2 separate regions of the Homo sapiens genome follow, and region 1 is linked to region 2. The links are chromatin loops, found by intact Hi-C in ENCODE. Cell type or tissue: mammary epithelial cell. All regions are shown on one strand. Links, peaks and the distances in the headings refer to the core of each region. The heading gives the core; the rest is flanking DNA. Region 1 overlaps SMARCD2 (SWI/SNF related BAF chromatin remodeling complex subunit D2). Region 2 overlaps TANC2 (tetratricopeptide repeat, ankyrin repeat and coiled-coil containing 2).

Region 1 (8,762 bases), core at 334-2,833, 410 kb after region 2:
CCGTCCTCCAGGTGCTACATGTATGGAAATGCTGGACAGAGCCAGCCCACCCCAATCCTGGGCCCCAGAGGAAGCTGTGGAGCCAGAGGGCCCACCTTGACATCAAGGGAGGCGATCTCCTGCTGATTGGTGGTAGAGGCCAGAAAATTGCTCATTTGGGCCTTCAGTGGGTCGTCCACCTCCACATCGATGTCGTAACAGGCTGTCTTCTTCTGGTCGTTAGGGTCGACACTGCAGGCAGCACATGGGGAGGGAAGGCACATAGCTGACTTCATCCTGCCCACCTGGGCCAAATCTGGGGCCCATTCTCTGCACACACTCAGGGAAAAAGAAACCTGATGCTTTCTTTGGCTTTAGTTCAAGCCAAGGGTGAATCTGCTCTTAGAAGAGCCTTCCTGTCCCCCTCCTTGCATTTACCTAATGACATGGTTGATGACAATGGGGTCTGGATGCTGCAGCAACCCTGCCAGCTTCATGGGAATCTCGGAGAAACGGAGTCGGCCACAACTGAAGATCTGGAGGAAATACGAAAGGCTCAGCGTTGGCTTGTGGGCACAGTGGAGTGGACCATTCCAGGACCAGTGAGGGCAGCAGTCTGCAGGCTGTGGCCAAGGAGTAGCCCAGCAGGCAAGGCAAAGCAAGGGCTGAGAAAACGGGGGCTGGCATCTGGCTAACCTGGCGGAAGTAACGGTTGCAGTTGATGTACTCCCGCTCGTGCCCATCCTGCAGCTGGTTGTGCTTGATGTAAAGCCACAGGGCCTGCATGATGGCGGCCCTCGTCTGCGTGTGCACTCCCAGCAGCCTTGCCAATCGGGGGTCCAATTTGTACTGGGGAGGCTGGAGTTGGATGGAGGGGAGTCAGAACGGGTTCTTATAGTAGAACAGTGGGAAAATAGGGCAGGGACAGGAAGGGTTTCTAGGAACCAGCTCCCCTCCTGAGGGGTCCCTGTGGGCCCAGAAATGACCCCAGGGTCTCTGTCACCTGATGATCCAGCATGAGCAGGAGGGTGCACTTGACGTTGAGGTCTCCAGGCCGTTTTACTTGGAAGCCATCTGTCTCCTGGGTGGTGGGCATCCGGTGCCACTGGCAGGGAGGGAAGCATGGCTTATCACCAAGGGGGTGGGCGTGAACACAGGGCCTCCCAAGGGCCCTGAGGCCATTTCCCTGCCAAACCTGCACATCAGCCTGCTTTTGCCCCAGGCCCACTCTCACCTCCACCAGGTGATTGTCAGGCCCGTACAGCTCCTTGTCCAGCTCAATGACGAGGCTCTTAAAGAATGAAGAAAACTTCCTCTTCTGTTTGCTAGGCTGGGGATGGAAAGGGGTGTGAGATGGTGCTGCTGAGCTCTCAAATCTCAAGCTATGCTAAATCCCAAGAAAGAGAAGCCCCATTTCAGCCCTGGAGCTCCGGATACTGAAGATTCCTGGGCCCTGAAGGATGGAAGCAGGACTCTGGGCAGACTGGAGGCAGGGAAATGGTGCCCTCTTGCAGCCCACGAGGGACTTCCTCGAGACACTCGACTGCCATCTGCAGGAACACTGTAATAACCACACAAATCAACCTCCAACGGGCTTGGAGCAGCGCCCCCCTCCCTATGGCAGGACTTCTCTGGGAGCGCCCAAGTGTCTGGCCCAGTCTTTTTTTTTCTGAGACACAATCTCACTCTGTCACCCAGGCTGAAGTGCAGTGGTGTGATCATAACTCACTGAAGCTCGACCTCCTGGGCTCAAGCCATCCTCCTGCATCAGCCTTATGAGTAGCTGGGACTACAGGTGCATGCCACCGCACCCAGCTAATTTTTAAATTTTTTGTAGAGATGGGGTCTGGCTCTGCTGCTCAGGCTAGTATCAAACTCCTTGGTCTCAGTCTTAAACCCACACAGGCCTCCTTCCCTCCAGAACCTCCCTCCCCAACTCACATCATCCAGCAGTTTTCCTTCCACTCGGAGTTCCCAGGAAGCCACCTTGTCCCCTGCTGGGGTTCCCCCAGGGGTCCCTGCAGTTCCTGCACTATCGCCTTCCGCCTTGCTGGGACTGAACGTATTGGAAATGTAGATCCGAAGCTTTCGCTTTTGCTAAAGAGAGAAAGGCAATCACAACTGGAGGTGGACCAAGATGCTGGGACACAGTGCTACCGCATCTTCTCATATGAACCATTCAACAATCAGTACTGAGCACCATGAGCCAGCCAGGCACCTTGTCAGGTACTGGGAATCAGAAGTAGTAAGTCCCAGTCCCAGCCTTTTTTTTTTTTAGACATGGTCTCACTCTGTCACCCAGGCTGGAGTGCAGTGGCGCGATCTCAGCTCACTTGCAACCTCTGACTCCCAGGTTCAAGCGATTCTCTTGCCTCAGTCTCCCATGTAGCTGGGACTACAGGTGCGCACCACCATGCCCAGCTAATTTTTTGTGTTTTTGTAAAGATGGTATTTCAACATGTTGGCCATGCTGGTCTCAAACTCCTGACCTCAGGTGATCTGCCCACTTCGGCCTCCTAAAGTGCTGAGATTACAGGTGTGAGCCACCGCACCTGGCCGGAACTCACCATTTTATGGGGAAAGAGATGCATCACCAACAATGCCAGCACAGTGGGACTGGTGCTACGGCATGATGGAGTAACACGCAGCCAGTCTCTGGCTCACATCTTACATGAAACCCAAACACCCATCACGGCTCCAAAATATCCTAGTCCCCTGGAAAGGCTTCACCACTCGGGACTGTTCTACATTATTATTAAGAAAAGCTTCTCGGCTGGGTGCAGTGGCTCACGCCTGTAATCTCAGCACTTTGGGAGGCCGAGGCAGTCAGGAGTTCGAGACCAGCCTGGGTAACATGGCGATACTAAAAATACAAAAATTAGCCGGGCGTGGTGACAGGCATCTGTAATCCTAGTTACTCGGGAGGCTGAGGCAAGAAGAATTACTTGAACCTGGGATGCGAAGGTTGCAGTGAGCCGAGATCGCAACACTGCACTCCAGCTTAGGTGAAAGAGCGAGACTCCATCTCAGAAAAAAAAAAAAAAAAAAAAAAGAAAATTTCTCTATGGATGGGGAAGGGGAAGGAGAAAGGAACTACCTTTATCCCCTAGTCTAGTGGTTTTCAAACTTTTGACCACCACCCATAAGATTTACATTTTCAATTATGACCCAAGGTCTGCATATCTATTTATCAGAAACAAAAATGTCATGAAAGAATCCATTTACTACTATGGTAAGTACTACTGTGAAGTATTTTAAGATTTTCTACTGTCATATATTCATTTAAAACATACTGGCCCCAACACATTCAACTGAGTTCGTACTCTACTAGTGGGCTGCATCCTGCATGTGAAAAACCCGGCTCTAGCCCAACTTGCTTGGCCCCTGGAAAACAAGGGGGTGGAAGGCAAGGAAACCTGGGAAGGCTAGAGGTGGTCAGGGCCACACATACTGTCAGAGGCTTTTTGATGGCCTCCTGGATCTCCATCCGCTTGCGAGCAATGGTCTGGTCCAGCTTCCGCTCAAAAGCCAAGAGATCCATGTACGCCTGAGACTCTGGAACAAGCTCCCGGATCTGAAGGAAGGTAGCAGAAGCTCATCAGCTTGCTTCAGCCAAAGCCTGGCTCTTTCCTCCCTTCCTGCTGCAGCCCAGCTTTGAGAGAGATGGACACCCACCCCAAGGTGGCCACTGGGCAGGCCTCCCAGGTGTCCTCTTAACACTTACTCGCTGAGGTAGAACCTTATCTGCCATCTTCCTCCTCTTTAACCTGGGGAGGACAGAAACCCACTTAAGAGGTCAATGGTCCAAAAAAGGACACTCACTCCCATAACGCCCCTCCAGTCTCCAGGACCCTCTCCCCCAGGAGAGCCTGGAGTCATCCTCAGTCACCAAAGCTCTTAAGATAGAAGGAAACCCTCTGCTACCACCAGAGCTGAGTTAGGCAGAGTGAGAGAAGCAGGATGCTCTTACCCCCGGCGCTGGGCAGGCATGGGAGGCTGCGCCTGGGGCACAAGCAGGCGTTTTCGGAATGGATCCATCATGGTGGGTGGCATGCCAGGTCGAAGCGGAGCTGCTGCACCAAATGGGGAGCCAGCAGGGGGTCCCACCTGCAAGCCAGCCATGGGCATCCGGTTCCCTGGTGACATGCCAGGTCGCTGGGGGAAGTGAGCCAACGGGGGTGCATAGGTCAGGGGCAAGGCCCTCCGGGACCCATAGCCCATGCCCTCCATCCCTCTCGTCAGCCAGGTAGGGCCTGAGCAGCACACCAGAGCCCTGCTGGAGCCCCAGGAACAAAGGGGAGTGGGCGCCTGAGCACAGAGTGTAAACCACACCTGCCCTGCCCCCTGCAACCGCCCTGGCAGCCATGCCAGCGAATGAGGCCTGCCAGAACCTGGGCTGGGAGGAGGGTCCTGCCTGCAGAGGGAAGGGCCTTGGGGAGCTTTTCAGGGCCCATTGCTACCTTCCAGCCCCAGCATGCTGTGCCCTATTCCCTGGGCAAGCTGGTCCCTATTCTCTCAGACAGTCCTGCCAAGCCCTGCCCTCCTTCTCTTTCTCCCATCATGAAGAAGAAGCATGGCTGAGAGGCACAGGGGCAGTGTCACTGCCAGGCAGAGGAGTGTACTATAGTATGAGTAGGCCAATGGCGCAGAGCCCCAATCCCCATCCTCTGTGGCCGAGGGAGAAAGGGGTCTGGTAGGCAGCAGCACCCCAGGTGAGCAGGGCTGCAACAGGATGGCTTGGAACGTGTACCAGCTGGTGGGGGTGGCCTCGGGCAGGGTACAGGGACCCTGTACCCTGTAGTCTGGTATCACATAGCCCCCACCCACAGCCCAGAACTGGACCCTCCTCTTACCTCCCTACTGCCCAACTACTACCCCTATGACAGAAGACCCCAGAAGGGAAGCTATGGCTCCTGGGTGGCCTGTGGGAAAGAGAGCAGCTAGCACCTGGACTCTGCCAGTGGTCCAGGCACCACCTGGCAGCCAGGACTGGCTCTGGCTCCGTGTAGCCCTGGCAATCCCAAGCTGGAGAAGGGGGCTAAGATTATCCTGGGAGGCAAGGATAGAGGCCCAGGCTGAGCAGCAGGAAAGTGGGAGACAGAAATAGCTTCTTTAGATGCCTGCAGAAGGATTTCCCACCTGAGGCCTTGCTCCCTGACATTTCTGTGGAGCCCATCTGGGAGTCACCTCCACCCCCACCCGCCTCCCCATGGCTGCTGCCTGCAAGGCCTGTTTGGCAGCTCTGCCTTGCACACACTGTCCCTGGCAGCTTCACAGGGCTGGCCCCAGGGCCCAGATTATGCAACGAGCACAACCAGCCAACCAAGCCCGGCAGGGTGGAGACTTGTACCAAATCAAAGGACCCTCCCCCACCCCAGCATCATGGAGATGAGATTCTTCCCCAACCTCTTCATCCCGCACTAAACCCATGTTCCCAACACAGAGGGTCAGATTCTTGACCAGATGCGGAGATGGAAAGAAACATGACCCACAGACGTGAGGATGGGGAGAGGAGGAGCAGGGTGGGACGGAAGTGTTTGGGAGAATAAAAAGTTCAAAGTGGGGGGCTCTGGGGCTTTGGGAGTCCTGCCAAAGTCTCTCTGCATCAGGAAGAGATTAATCAGAGCTGTTGAAAGGCAAAAGACAGCCTCTTTCTCTGCCTTAAAGATTGTTCTTTCTCTGGCCTGAGATTATAGAAAAAAACTAAGTGTGGCTACAGCTGTAAGCCCAGGCCCAGACATCCCAGACTAGTTTTTCCTAGTGCCTGAGACAAAGACAGGGAAGAACTGAAGCAGTGGGTCCTGCAGAGGTGAGCGAGGGCCCTGTGGTCCCCAGGAAGCTCCCTGCTGCAGTGTTCACAAAACCTGCAGCACCACCCATCCCTCCTGGGCAGGTGCTCCGGTAACAGGAAGTCCCAAGACAAGGCCTCATAGGCAGGGTCTGGAATAGGCTCCACCCAGACATCTGCTCCAGGTTTCCTGGGCCCAGAGCCCCTGGCTCACTCAGGGCCCCAGGGGAAGGCTGCTTATAGTTCAAGTCCCAGCTGAGCCTTGCCAAGCTCCATAGGGCTTATAGGCGCTAGCAACTCCTCCCACTTCAAAAAACAAAACAAAACAAAACAAACAAAAAAAAACAACTCAGGAGTTAAAGAAAAAAAAAAAAGCAGTCCAGCACTCTGAGCCTCCCTAACTCCCTGCCTGCAGCAGGACCAGGTAGGCCTGGATCAATCCCCTGAACCCCAGATGAGGAATCCAGGGCTCCGGTGAGCGTGCTTTGCCCTGCCCCAAATGTGGCCCTGATGCTCCTGGAACCTGGGCCTGAGGGCCTCAGTTGGGGAACATACCACCCACTCTCCCATGAGTAAAAAGGATTTTGAGGCCGGGTGCAGTGGCTCACGCCTATAATCCCAGCACTTTGGGAGGCCGAGGCGGGTGGATCACAAGGTCAGGAGTTCGAGACCATCCTGGCCAAGATGGTGAAACCTCGTCTCTACTAAAAATACAAAAAAATTAGCCGGGCGTGGTGGTGGGCGCCTGTAATCCCAGCTACTCAGGAGGCTTGAGGCAGAGGATTGTTTGAACCTGGGAGGCGGAGGTTGCAGTGAGCTGAGATCATGTCACTGCACTCCAGCCTGGGCGACAGAGTGAGACTCCGTATCAGAAAAAAAAAAATTTTTTTTTTGAACTTTTTGAACTCTCTGGAGTGAACCCAGCAATCTGAGGTTTTTGTTATTTTGTTGCCCAGGCTGGAGTGCAGTGGCAGGATCATAGCTCAATGCAGCCTTGAACTCCTGGACTCAAGCAATCCTCCTGCCACAGCATCCTGAGTAGCTGGGACCATAAGCGCACACCACCATGCTTGGCTAAATTTTTTTTTTTTTTTTTAAGAGATGATGGTCTCACTATGTTGCTTAGGCTGGTCTTGAACTCCTGGTCTCAAGTAATCCTTCTGTCTGGGCCTCCCAAAGTGCTAGGATTACAGGTGTGAGCCCACCATATCCTGCCCTGGAGGTTTTTTTCTTTTCTTTTTCTTTTTTTAGGTTCCTCTGTTAACTGTGATCCACAGCTAGAACCACCCTCTGGAGGAAGGGAGGTCATCACTTCCCTTCTTTCAACTATTTGCTCAGCTTGGGCCTCAAATTCTCACTTTTCAAGTGCATCTCATGAGCCCTAACAGACAGGAACCCCTTTGTTTCCCAGATCTCAAGTCCCTTCTCCTGGCAGTCATACAACTGGACTTGGAAAGAAGGCAAATAGGATCCTCTTCAAACTCAGCCAAAGTTAGCTGGCTGGGTTCTCCTTCCCATCTACCTCTCCTGCCAGGAGGAGGAAAGCTAGTGGGATGGGAAACCCAGACTCAGGGCCATCTCCTACTTCCGCACAGCTAGCAGCCCAGGCCTAACCAGCCAGCCAGCTTGGCCTTGCCACAGGCCCAAGGCCACCCCCCACCAAAACATGTGGAATCCATCCTCTCAGGGGCTGTCCCAAGGGCACATTTCCTATGGCTTGCATGCCAAGGAAACTGGAGCGGCTTGTCTGTTCCAGGTCCTTCCAAGGCCAAAGGCCCACAGATGGTGCCCAGGCCAGGTCTCAGTGGGCAGGCCCAAGGGCTACAATGAATGATGCAGGGAGCCCTCAGCAACACCCTGGGCCCATGAATCCCCAACGGGGACAGCAAGGTGGGAGAGATGAGCCCCAGCTGGAATCCCTGGGACCAGGTCTGTCTCTGCCCATACCCAGACTCTCTTTTCTCTTGAGAAAGGAGGAAGAATGAGGAGTAAGAAGGAAAAAAAAATCCAGTCACTGTCCCTAGTTAAGCCATCTCCTTAGAAGTGAGGGCCCAGTGGGGCAGGTAGGCTGTGTATACTCCACGAGGATCCCTAAGGACCTCTGCCTGGAGACATGAGTCGAAAACAGAGGAAGCCCACAGCAAACCCGTAGATGAGCAAGAAGCCAGTGTCAAATGCTTGGGCACATGGCTTCGGACGTGGTGGAGTTAGAACCTGAAGGCCAAATAAAAATGCAGAGAGGGTGACAAGGCAGATGGGCACAGTTTCCAAGCCCTCTGGGGCAACCTGAACAGCAGACTAGAGCACTGGCAGGGTCAGGCTGAGGTCCTCACACACTGAGCAGAAGTCGCTGCTTTGCAAGGGCTTTTGAAGCTGCAATCTGAGCAGCTCTCAAAACCCCAAAGGGGTCAGGACAGCACTCTTTGAAGCAACTCTCGCAGACTCCTCCGGCCCCAGACCAGCAGGGCTCCACTCTGCACGTCCAGACTAATCAACTCCCGGACACGATGACAGGAGGCAGAAAGCCCAGAAGAGAGCCGGCCTGTGACTGGGCTGGGCCTCCCCTCAGGCCAGGCCACCACCGTCTCTGGTCTAAGCTGGAGTCCTCCCAGCGAAGGCGCCTGGCCCTGCCTCAGGAGTAAAGTCCGCCCGTGCACAAGCTGGAATCCCCTGGCCCTAGCCTCAGCGTCCCGTGCCCGTGGGAAGCCAGGCTCCTTCCTCCTTATTAGCAGCCGGGAGCCATCTCAGACACGCTAGAGCTCCGCCAGTTCCCAATCAGAAAAAACAGGGCAGACTTGGACTGGGACCAAGGCCGATGCAGGGTAACCCCGGTTTCTCAGCGAGGGCCCTTTCCCAAACTTTCTCATCACTTTCCAGCCCTCCTACCCTAGACTTCTCAACCCACCCGCCACAATTCACTGGCTCCCCAAACTCCTCCATCTCCCAGTCACTCGGAATCCCTGTGCCGCGGAAGCCCCCAGGCCTCCCAGCTGCT
Region 2 (8,762 bases), core at 3,437-5,936:
TGTCCAAGCCAGCCTGAGTGCAGGCGCCATCTGTCAGCATGGAGGATTGACCAAAGAGGATCTTCCACAGCGACCTTCCTCAGCATACCGAGGTGGCGTGAGATACAGCCAGACACCACAGATCGGACGCAGCCAGTCAGCATCCTATTACCCAGTCTGTCACTCAAAACTAGATCTGGAGCGCTCCTCCAGCCAACTAGGTTCCCCTGATGTGTCGCATTTAATCAGAAGACCTATCAGTGTCAACCCTAACGAAATCAAACCGCACCCGCCAACTCCCAGGCCGTTGCTGCATTCCCAAAGTGTAGGCCTTCGCTTCTCTCCATCTAGCAATAGTATCTCCTCCACCTCCAACCTAACTCCGACCTTCCGGCCATCTTCTTCCATCCAGCAAATGGAGATCCCACTGAAACCTGCATATGAGAGGTCATGTGACGAGCTGTCGCCAGTGTCTCCAACTCAAGGAGGTTACCCCAGTGAGCCCACCCGATCCAGGACCACACCATTCATGGGGATCATAGATAAAACAGCACGGACTCAGCAGTACCCCCACCTCCACCAGCAGAATCGGACCTGGGCAGTGTCATCTGTGGACACCGTCCTCAGTCCCACGTCTCCAGGCAACCTGCCTCAGCCTGAGTCCTTCAGTCCACCATCATCCATCAGCAACATTGCCTTTTATAACAAAACCAACAATGCACAGAATGGCCATTTGCTGGAGGACGATTATTACAGCCCCCATGGGATGCTGGCTAACGGGTCTCGTGGAGACCTCTTGGAGCGAGTCAGCCAGGCCTCCTCCTATCCCGACGTGAAGGTAGCTCGGACTCTACCTGTGGCTCAGGCATACCAGGACAACCTGTACAGGCAGCTGTCCCGAGACTCTCGGCAAGGGCAGACATCCCCTATCAAACCAAAGAGACCGTTCGTGGAGTCTAATGTTTAAAAGACGTTTTGTTGGAGTGAGACCCATATGTTTTCACTGCACATTTTCAGGCTTGGTTTCCACATTCGAGGTAGTTCTCTGGCTTAATTTCTCATGTAGTTTCTGTGTGGTGTTCAGAGGTGGCAGCCCACATGCTGAAATCCTTTGCATGCAGCCGACTGGGAAGCGGCCTCCCGGGAGCCAGGACTTCAGTTTCTCTTGTCTGTGCCCAGCCACATGCTCTCTCCCTCTCTTCAGATGCCAACGAGGAGATTTTCGTGCTGTGTGCTTTAACCCAGGGAGATCAGACACACTGGTCAGCTTTTTCCAGGAGACAATCGCTTTCACTGATGTTCTTGTTGTGTAATTGTCTTTTTCCTTTTTTAAAAAATAAGGTGTTCTTGTTCGTTTTCTTCTAGAAACTTTAGAAAGAGTGCGATGCCCCTTTGCCTTTGCATCCTTAGCCAGTGTCACCCACACAGCCAGCCGCAGCGCATTCTCATGCTGTGGCCCCTCCCCAGACCGCCAGCGCCCTGCAGCCACCAGGTCTGCAGTGTGCATTAGGATTATTGCTGGTCTTCCTAGGGGGTAAAAGGATCAGAGAGAGAAGAATTAAGTGCTAAATTGGAAGAAAACCCCAATATAATTATGTAAAATGTCACTACATTGATTTTCCAAGAGGCATTGTAGGAACATGTCAAAAACAGCCAGCCCTTTAAATATTGCAGTCAGCCAAGGAAATTAGATGAGAATTGTGGCTATTAAGAGAATTCACTGAGAGTTATTCTCTAGATTTTTAGCCGACAATTAACCACTAAAAGCTGCTGCTTTTCCAGGGTGGGGGAGGGAATGAATACATAGAAAAACAAAAAAGATTGTTCTGGATTCTCAGTGAAAGGCTATAGGAAGTCTGTTCTGGAGACATCTACTTTTTAGATCCTGATACATCACTGAGTGTCATACTCCACTAAAAGGAAACTCTAACCGAAGGCTGGCTGGTGTGACAATCCCGTTAGTTGGATCTTCACCTACAGCCAGATTTTGTTCTAGTGGCCCTCTTCCTGTAAACCCAGATGGTGTCATACAGAAATTGTTTCTTTCAGAAGCAGATTGGAATCTCTTGGGACCATGAGACTGAGTCCCAATATTTCCACCCAGGGTCATGCCCGTTGTTGTCTACTTCCATTTTGAGATCTATAGTTTGATTATCTATTATTACAGGAACTGTTTCTTTTCTTTTTCTAGGAGTGTTTATGAGAGTGTGATATTTTAAAGTCAGACGCAGCAAAAACTGTTTCAGGGTGAAGAAAGACCCCTTTCAGCCCTGTTTTGCAGCCCTGGGTGGGGGCATGAGATAGACAGCAAGCTTCTGATCTTGAAGCTTGTCTAGAAGACACATCTTCTAGGTCTCGTGGTCATTTGGTAGGCTGACCTTTGAGTGAGCGAGGCCACTATTGAGTGGATAGCAAGAACATTGGAACCAAAGCCTCGGCACAGGCCTGGCACTGGCTGTACATCAGCTCTTACAACTAAACAACTCAACTAAGCAACTGAAACGAAACAAAGGAGCATTCGTTCTCTGTTGTTAGGAATCATTCTGCTCTGTTAGGGAAGGGCTGCAGGAAGGGCAGTTTCCTGAATAAAAATCTGGCTGCGACCAGTCCCATGTGTCTGGTAAGTAAGTAAGTAAGTAAGTGCCCTTTGAAGGGATCATTAAGACACAGGGAGCATGAACCTGAGATCAGAAGCATTTCTTTACTAATTTAGATTCTGCGAAATAGACGGACCTCTCCACCCCCAAACCTAAAACAGGCCAGGACTTGTCTCTGTGCTGAAAGCAAATAGCAAGACTAACTCAAGCCCCAGCCTCTTTCCACACTCCCTGATACCTAAGGACTGCTTTCTCAGCTAGACCAGGGTGGGCATCAGCGACGCCTTCTCAGCTAGACCAGGGTAGGCATCAGCGTCCTCTCTCCATCTCTATACCCCTCTCTCTCACATCAGGAAGATGAAATGTGTAGCTCTAGCGGCAACCTCTAGCCAGGAGCCCAGTGGCCTCTCAGATTGCTTTTTGGCCAGGTCTCAGCACTGCTGGCATCTTTACATCTTACTCCTTAAAACCGCCTCTCGCTGAGGAGCCACTGCATTTTGAAGAATTTCTCAGTGTCTGTCAGGAAAGTGCTCCTGCTCATTTGGAACGCCACACACCACCCGCACTCACCTGTCCAGGCGAATGAGCAGGTCCTGTAGCTTTACAAATATGCCGCTGATGCCGCTTCTCCCCAGGGTCTCTCAGTTTTCCAGGACAAAAAGATTTAGGGCCTATACCCTATGGGCAAAACACCTAAAATGTCAACAGTCAAAATGCCATTCTTTTTGGCCATCATAAGAGGGAGTAGGTATCACTGCTGCATGCCAGTTGTTTTTGACTAGAATATGCCAACCAGAGCTTGTTGGGGCAGGAGACGTTTTTCCTTACAAGCAGACTGCCTGTGCCCTGTGCCCTGTTTGCTACTTCACTGCCATGGAATGATCCGAGTACTGTATTTCAGAGCTGCCCCTTCCCCAGCAGCAAACACTCGCTGAGTCCATGTCTGGCTTCAGGTGGGAGGAAATGTTTCAGATGAAACTTACTCAATTCATACCACCCTGAAATGGAGGACAGAGGTGACAAACTTCAGTTTAATAGGTTTCTCACCAAGTTGTATGTTCCATTGGCCCAGGATTCTTGCACTAATGGGTTTCTATCACATCATGTCTATAAATGGGTGCACTTTACTGTTTGAATTTGTAACTGAAGTACTGGATATTTAAGTGTGAGTAATGTCTTCATTAGAAAATAGCAGAACCGCTCTTGTCTTTTAGTGTATTTTTCAAGAAAAAAGGAAAGGAAAGACATCAAGCAGTGGATCACAACATTTATAGCACAAGAAATAACTTGTATATAAGCATCAAAAAGATTAAGAATTTTTTAATATGAAAAATATTTGCAGTGATTTTAAAGTGCTTTTCCAGCAATGTTCTTAGGGACTCCTGAGACACGGTTACTTTATCTACTGGATCAGTAAGGCACACAATTAACAATTAACAATTAATGTTTATTTACAAAGTAAAGGGAAAACCTGTGTAACATGAGAATTTGGCATGACAAAATGGAGACCATTTTGTATCTGCTGTTGTATCTTGTCCGGGTTGCAGACGTGCACTATTAAAGTCCCAAGTTAATAGAGCACAAACCCTTCTCGCTCCTCCCCCATGTGCCCCTCTTTTTAGATGTGTATAACTTAAACTCGATGGCTCAGGAAAATTCCACTAATTAGAATCATGTACAGTACCCCAGGTCGTTGTCCAGATATACAAGTTTGCTAATGTAGTTAAGCCTGGATTATTAAACACTTTTCCTAAATTATTGTAAACAGAACAGCTTAGAGAAAGGTATTCTCAGTCCTTAATATTGTATAGTAGTTTATGAGCCCCTCTCTAAATATTGGTATTTTTATATTCCAGAGATGTACCCAATAGAAAAAATTAAAAATTAATCAGTATCTAATTTAATATCCATAAGTATTTTTCCTTAGATTTTAGTCACGTACAGTGGGCTATGTGGATGTCACTTGTGCTTCACCATAGTTTACCACTAGGTGTCACTGTGGCTCTGCACTGCGCTTGTTTTGTAGCAAAGAACAGCGGCATCCCCTCGGGAGAGAGGAGCTGCTTCCAGGGCAACAGGCAAGCGGGCTCAGAGGTTCAGGAGAAGGCAACAGAGGCCTGGAAGGGGTCTTCGTGCATCTGTGCCAGTTGTGCAAGACGAACTCTTTGAACACTACATGCTTTGGACTTCAGCCAGGCAGAGGCTGGAAGAAGGTTGACCAGAGCTCCCTTGCTCTGGTAGAGGGATGGGTACATGGAGAAGCCCCTTCTTCCCCATGAGCCTCCCTCCTGTCAGTTCCTCTCAGCCTCCAGCTTTTATAACTCCAGAAGCGTCACAGTTGGGTGGTTTGATTCAGAGAGAGTTATTTTTCTACTGCAGAAATGCCTTGGACAAAACCAGTGCTCACTGAATCTTTGCCACAAAATGGAATAGGCTATCCCAGGGGGCAAGAGGTGCCCGCCCCTGTGCCCAGCCTCCTCTTGATGCTCCCAGTGCCCAGCAGCCTCGCACACCCTGCCTGTCTGTTCCTGGGCTGCCCATTTCTCAAGAAACCGACCTGCAAAGGCAGCCGGCTGCTGCCTCCACACCGAGGGCTGTGCGGTCCTGCTGCTCGCTCACTGGGAGGTGCAGCTCTTTCTCCTCTTCCTCTAGGAATTCCAGACCGACCATCTACCATGACTAACAACAATGAACAAAGGGCTTAGGGGCAAGAGCTACCTGCAAAGACGTGTCATGGAACCCTTCACCATGCAATGCCTTGAACTCAGCTCTGGCTGCTCCCAAGAAAAGGTGGCTGGCTGGGGGCCTGGACACAAGCACAATGGGGCTGGTGGAGCCACTGTGCAGAGCTACTTGAATAATCACTGGGTTTTCATCAACTCCTTTTGTCATACAGACCACTCAAGGGCTGAAGTGTTGGTAACCTTCATTTCGGTGTCCAAAGCCTCACAGCAGGTGAGCCACCCTGAGATGCTTGTGGCCACATGGTGGCCACAGTCAGAGCTTTGAAAGTCAGTACCAAATGAACGCATAATTGGACACCAAAAATCAAGTGTTACTTTCATGTTTCCTCACCCCATCATCTCATTGCCTCCTGCTGACTCTGATACCGACGCTGAGCTGACTTGCCAGGCTGCCGCTGGACGCGTAGAGATCAGGCCAGCGCCGCGCTCATTTTTCCAGGTAGACCTACTCTGTGGAACGGAAGTGCCCTAGCTGCTTTGTTTTTGTAGCACTTGCTGGCTGAATTTTTCTTTTGCTAATCGCTAACCAGAAAGTCTGGTTAGAGGGGGCTCAACTCAATCCCTTTGGTCCCCAGCGCCAGACAAGAGTTAATTCTGGAAAATTCAGTACTTGAATGTACCTGCCTTATTGCATACCAATTTACTGGGGGGAAAAAAAAAGTTAAGAGATGCCGGCTCCAGATCTCCACTTCATTCACAGGTGATTTTGGAAATCCTGTAAGTTACACTTCCTGTTCTGGTTTTGTTTTGTTTTTTGTTTCCTTTGGCTGATTCCTGCTGAGTGAGGCCAGTTCCTCATCAGGCTCAGGGCAGGTGCCTTTTCAGGCGTGGCCTCCTTTCCATCTAGCACAGCATCTTTGTCTCTGTTCTGTCTCCTCCAAATCCAAGATGATTTTAATTAGTACAGACATGTACAGTCTACAATTAAAGAGTGATTTGTACTAATATGATTTTGATTCTTCCTCCTCTTTGCTGTCCTTTCAAGACACTTGCTGGAAAAAGCTTTAATGCACTTAGTTTTCCTTTAGGTTTTCTATGACTCAGATGTAAAGGACTTTCTCTGTACAGTATATTATCCAATGCATGTTTGTTCTCTCTCCTGATATATTGAACACCACACAGTTGTGAAGCCGTGCAGTGGGGATGCCCCACACCCCACAGAGGCATCTACCCCTGTGTATAAGGAAAGACATTTTCCTTTGCTGTACTTGCTTGAGCAGTTTTATTGTCTGTACATGTGAGCTGTGTGAGATAGATGTGAAAAGTTCAAATGAATGCATTTTCCTGCCCCATGTATACAGATTGTCATCTGTACAAGGAACTGTATGTATGAAAGCAAATGTACTTATTTATAAATGGCTAACACTTGGAAAACCATGGTGTTGTGATGCTTTTCTCCTTCCATTACAGCCTCTTCAGGGAGCTGGCTTTTAAGCTTACCCTCCTGAGGATGCAGTGATGGGGGCACCCTCCCTCAGGAGGAATTGGGCAGGTTAGGGCTAAGGCCAAATTCCCGATGATTTGCTTGGTCTCTTGTGGGACATTCAGAGCCACCCCTTTGTGCATTTATTTGCTCGGTCACGTTATTGAGCACCTCCTCTCCTCAGAGTTGGACACTGTGGTAGGCCCTCAAGAGAGCTGTGGACAAGAGACGCCGTTCTAAGGAGCTGTCAGCACAGGCCTGTGACATTTGTTGAGAAAGGGGGGCTTTTTCTTCATTGGAAGAGGTTTCTCTCTAGCTATACCCAGGGAGCACTGAGCTCTTGTTTCATTTTGTAGCTGAAGCTGCACCCAATCCAGCCACCCTACCAAAGCCAAGGCTGAGGTGGGCTGCCAGCTTGAGTGGCTGTGTTTAGAGGCTGCATGCTGAGAGGGTAGCGAGCAGAGGGCACAGCTCCCACTGCAGACCTAAGGGCTTCGTCACAACTGGAGGCCCACTGCTTCCAGGGGCTTTGTCTTTTCATCAGAAATCTGGTCGAACTCCAGTCCTCACCATATAGAGAGCTAGGCAGCTGCATTGTGAATGGAAAAGTGGCAGGTTTCCTGCAACTGGCTGGAGACTCAATACCATCTAAAAGGGAGTGGGGAAGCGGGGGAGCAGCACTGAGCCTGCAGCCTTTCCTGTTTAACTGCTACCTCTGTGTTTACTTCAGGGACAAGCGAGGAGGGAGACCACTTCCTCTTGACATCAGATTTGTGCTAAACAAACATTCCTGCTGTGCATACCTGCATTTCCCAAAGCCTAGGGAAGCAGACAAACTGCAGGCAACACACAGCCCAGCCTAGATGCCACAGTTGCCTTCAAAGAGAAGAGGGGACTCTGGCAGCAGCCACCTGCTCAATCTCAAAACCATTCCTGGGCTGCTCCAGTTATTTCATTAAAAAATGGGTAAGTCGGGGCCGGGCACGGTGGCTCACGCCTGTAATCCCAGCACTTTGGGAGGCTGAGGCGGGCGGATCACGAGGTCAGGAGATCGAGACCATCCTGGCTAACACGGTGAAACCCCGTCTGTACTAAACAAAATACAAAAAATTAGCCAGGCGTGGTGGCAGTCACCTGTAGTCCCAGCTACTCGGGAGGCTGAGGCAAGAGAATGGCATGAACCCAGGAGGCAGAGCTTGCAGTGAGCCGAGATCGTGCCACTGTACTCCAGCCTGGGTGACACAGCGAGGGTCCATCTCAAAAAAAAAAAAAAAGTCATTGGCAAAACCCCAGCTTTTTAATTTATATTTTTTCTTTCTTTTTTTTTTTTTTTTTTTTTTTTTTTTGAGACAGAGTCTGTCACCCAGGCTAGAGTGCAATGGCGTGAGCCCGGCTCACTGCAACCTCCTCCTCCCAGGTTCAAACAATTTTCCTGCCTCAGCCTCCCTAGTAGCTGGAATTACAGGCACCCGCCACCATGCCCAGCTAATTTTTGTATTTTTAGTAGAGACAGGGTTTCGCCATGTTGCCAAGGCTGGTCTCAAACTCCTGACCTCAAGTGATCCACCTACCTCAGCCTCCCAAAGTGCTGGAATTACAGGCATAAGCCACTGTGCCCGACCTAGATGTTTTGTTTTGTTTTTAGATGGAGTCTCACTCTGTCACCCAGGCTGGAGTGCAGTGGTGTGATCATAGCTCACTGCAGCCTCAACCTCCTGAGCTCAAGTGACCCACCCACCTCAGCCTCCCAAGTACCTGGGACCACAGTGCATGCCACCACGCCCTGCTAACTTTTGTTTTGTTTTGCAGAGATGGAGTCTTGTTATGTTGCCCAGGCTGGTCTTGAACTCCTGGCCTCAAGCTGTCCTCCCGCCTTGGCCTCTCAAAGTGCTGGGATTACAGGCATGAGCCACCACACCTGGCCAAACCCCCAGCTTTTTAAGAAGTCCTGGGACATTGGAGGAAAGGAAAAGGAGTGATTCATTTAAAATATTAATACTTCTTAAAAAGAATTTACCC

Evidence for each region. A loop is a pair of places that touch in the nucleus more often than their neighbours do. Peaks named below come from ENCODE experiments on the same cell type or tissue, not always from the same donor. Only the 100,000 strongest peaks of a DNase experiment are listed, where the experiment ranks them.
Region 1: a loop joins it to region 2, with 5 times the contacts of the local background. A loop is called at or near these places in 11 of 110 quality-filtered maps.

Annotation. Positions count from the first base shown.
Region 1 is chr17:63,833,492-63,842,253 of GRCh38, forward strand. SMARCD2 (SWI/SNF related BAF chromatin remodeling complex subunit D2) reads right to left here. Exons shown (of 13, transcript NM_001098426.2): 2 at 3,950-4,134; 3 at 3,704-3,746; 4 at 3,431-3,553; 5 at 1,921-2,076; 6 at 1,214-1,309; 7 at 983-1,084; 8 at 676-837; 9 at 418-515; 10 at 96-231. Among named protein-coding and RNA genes, the nearest start is that of SMARCD2, 4.8 kb to the right of the region's middle. RefSeq lists enhancers at 1,552-1,711, 5,798-6,092, 8,117-8,196 and a silencer at 5,798-6,092. In mammary epithelial cell, for the core only: a CTCF peak has its summit at 1,552 (motif pointing left); a DNase peak (open chromatin) is centred at 1,530.
Region 2 is chr17:63,421,010-63,429,771 of GRCh38, forward strand. It overlaps TANC2 (tetratricopeptide repeat, ankyrin repeat and coiled-coil containing 2), which reads left to right. Exons shown (of 28, transcript NM_001394998.1): 28 at 1-6,694. The coding sequence ends at 946. Among named protein-coding and RNA genes, the nearest start is that of CYB561, 21 kb to the right of the region's middle. RefSeq lists an enhancer at 4,703-5,441. In mammary epithelial cell, for the core only: a CTCF peak has its summit at 4,571 (motif pointing right); a DNase peak (open chromatin) is centred at 4,592.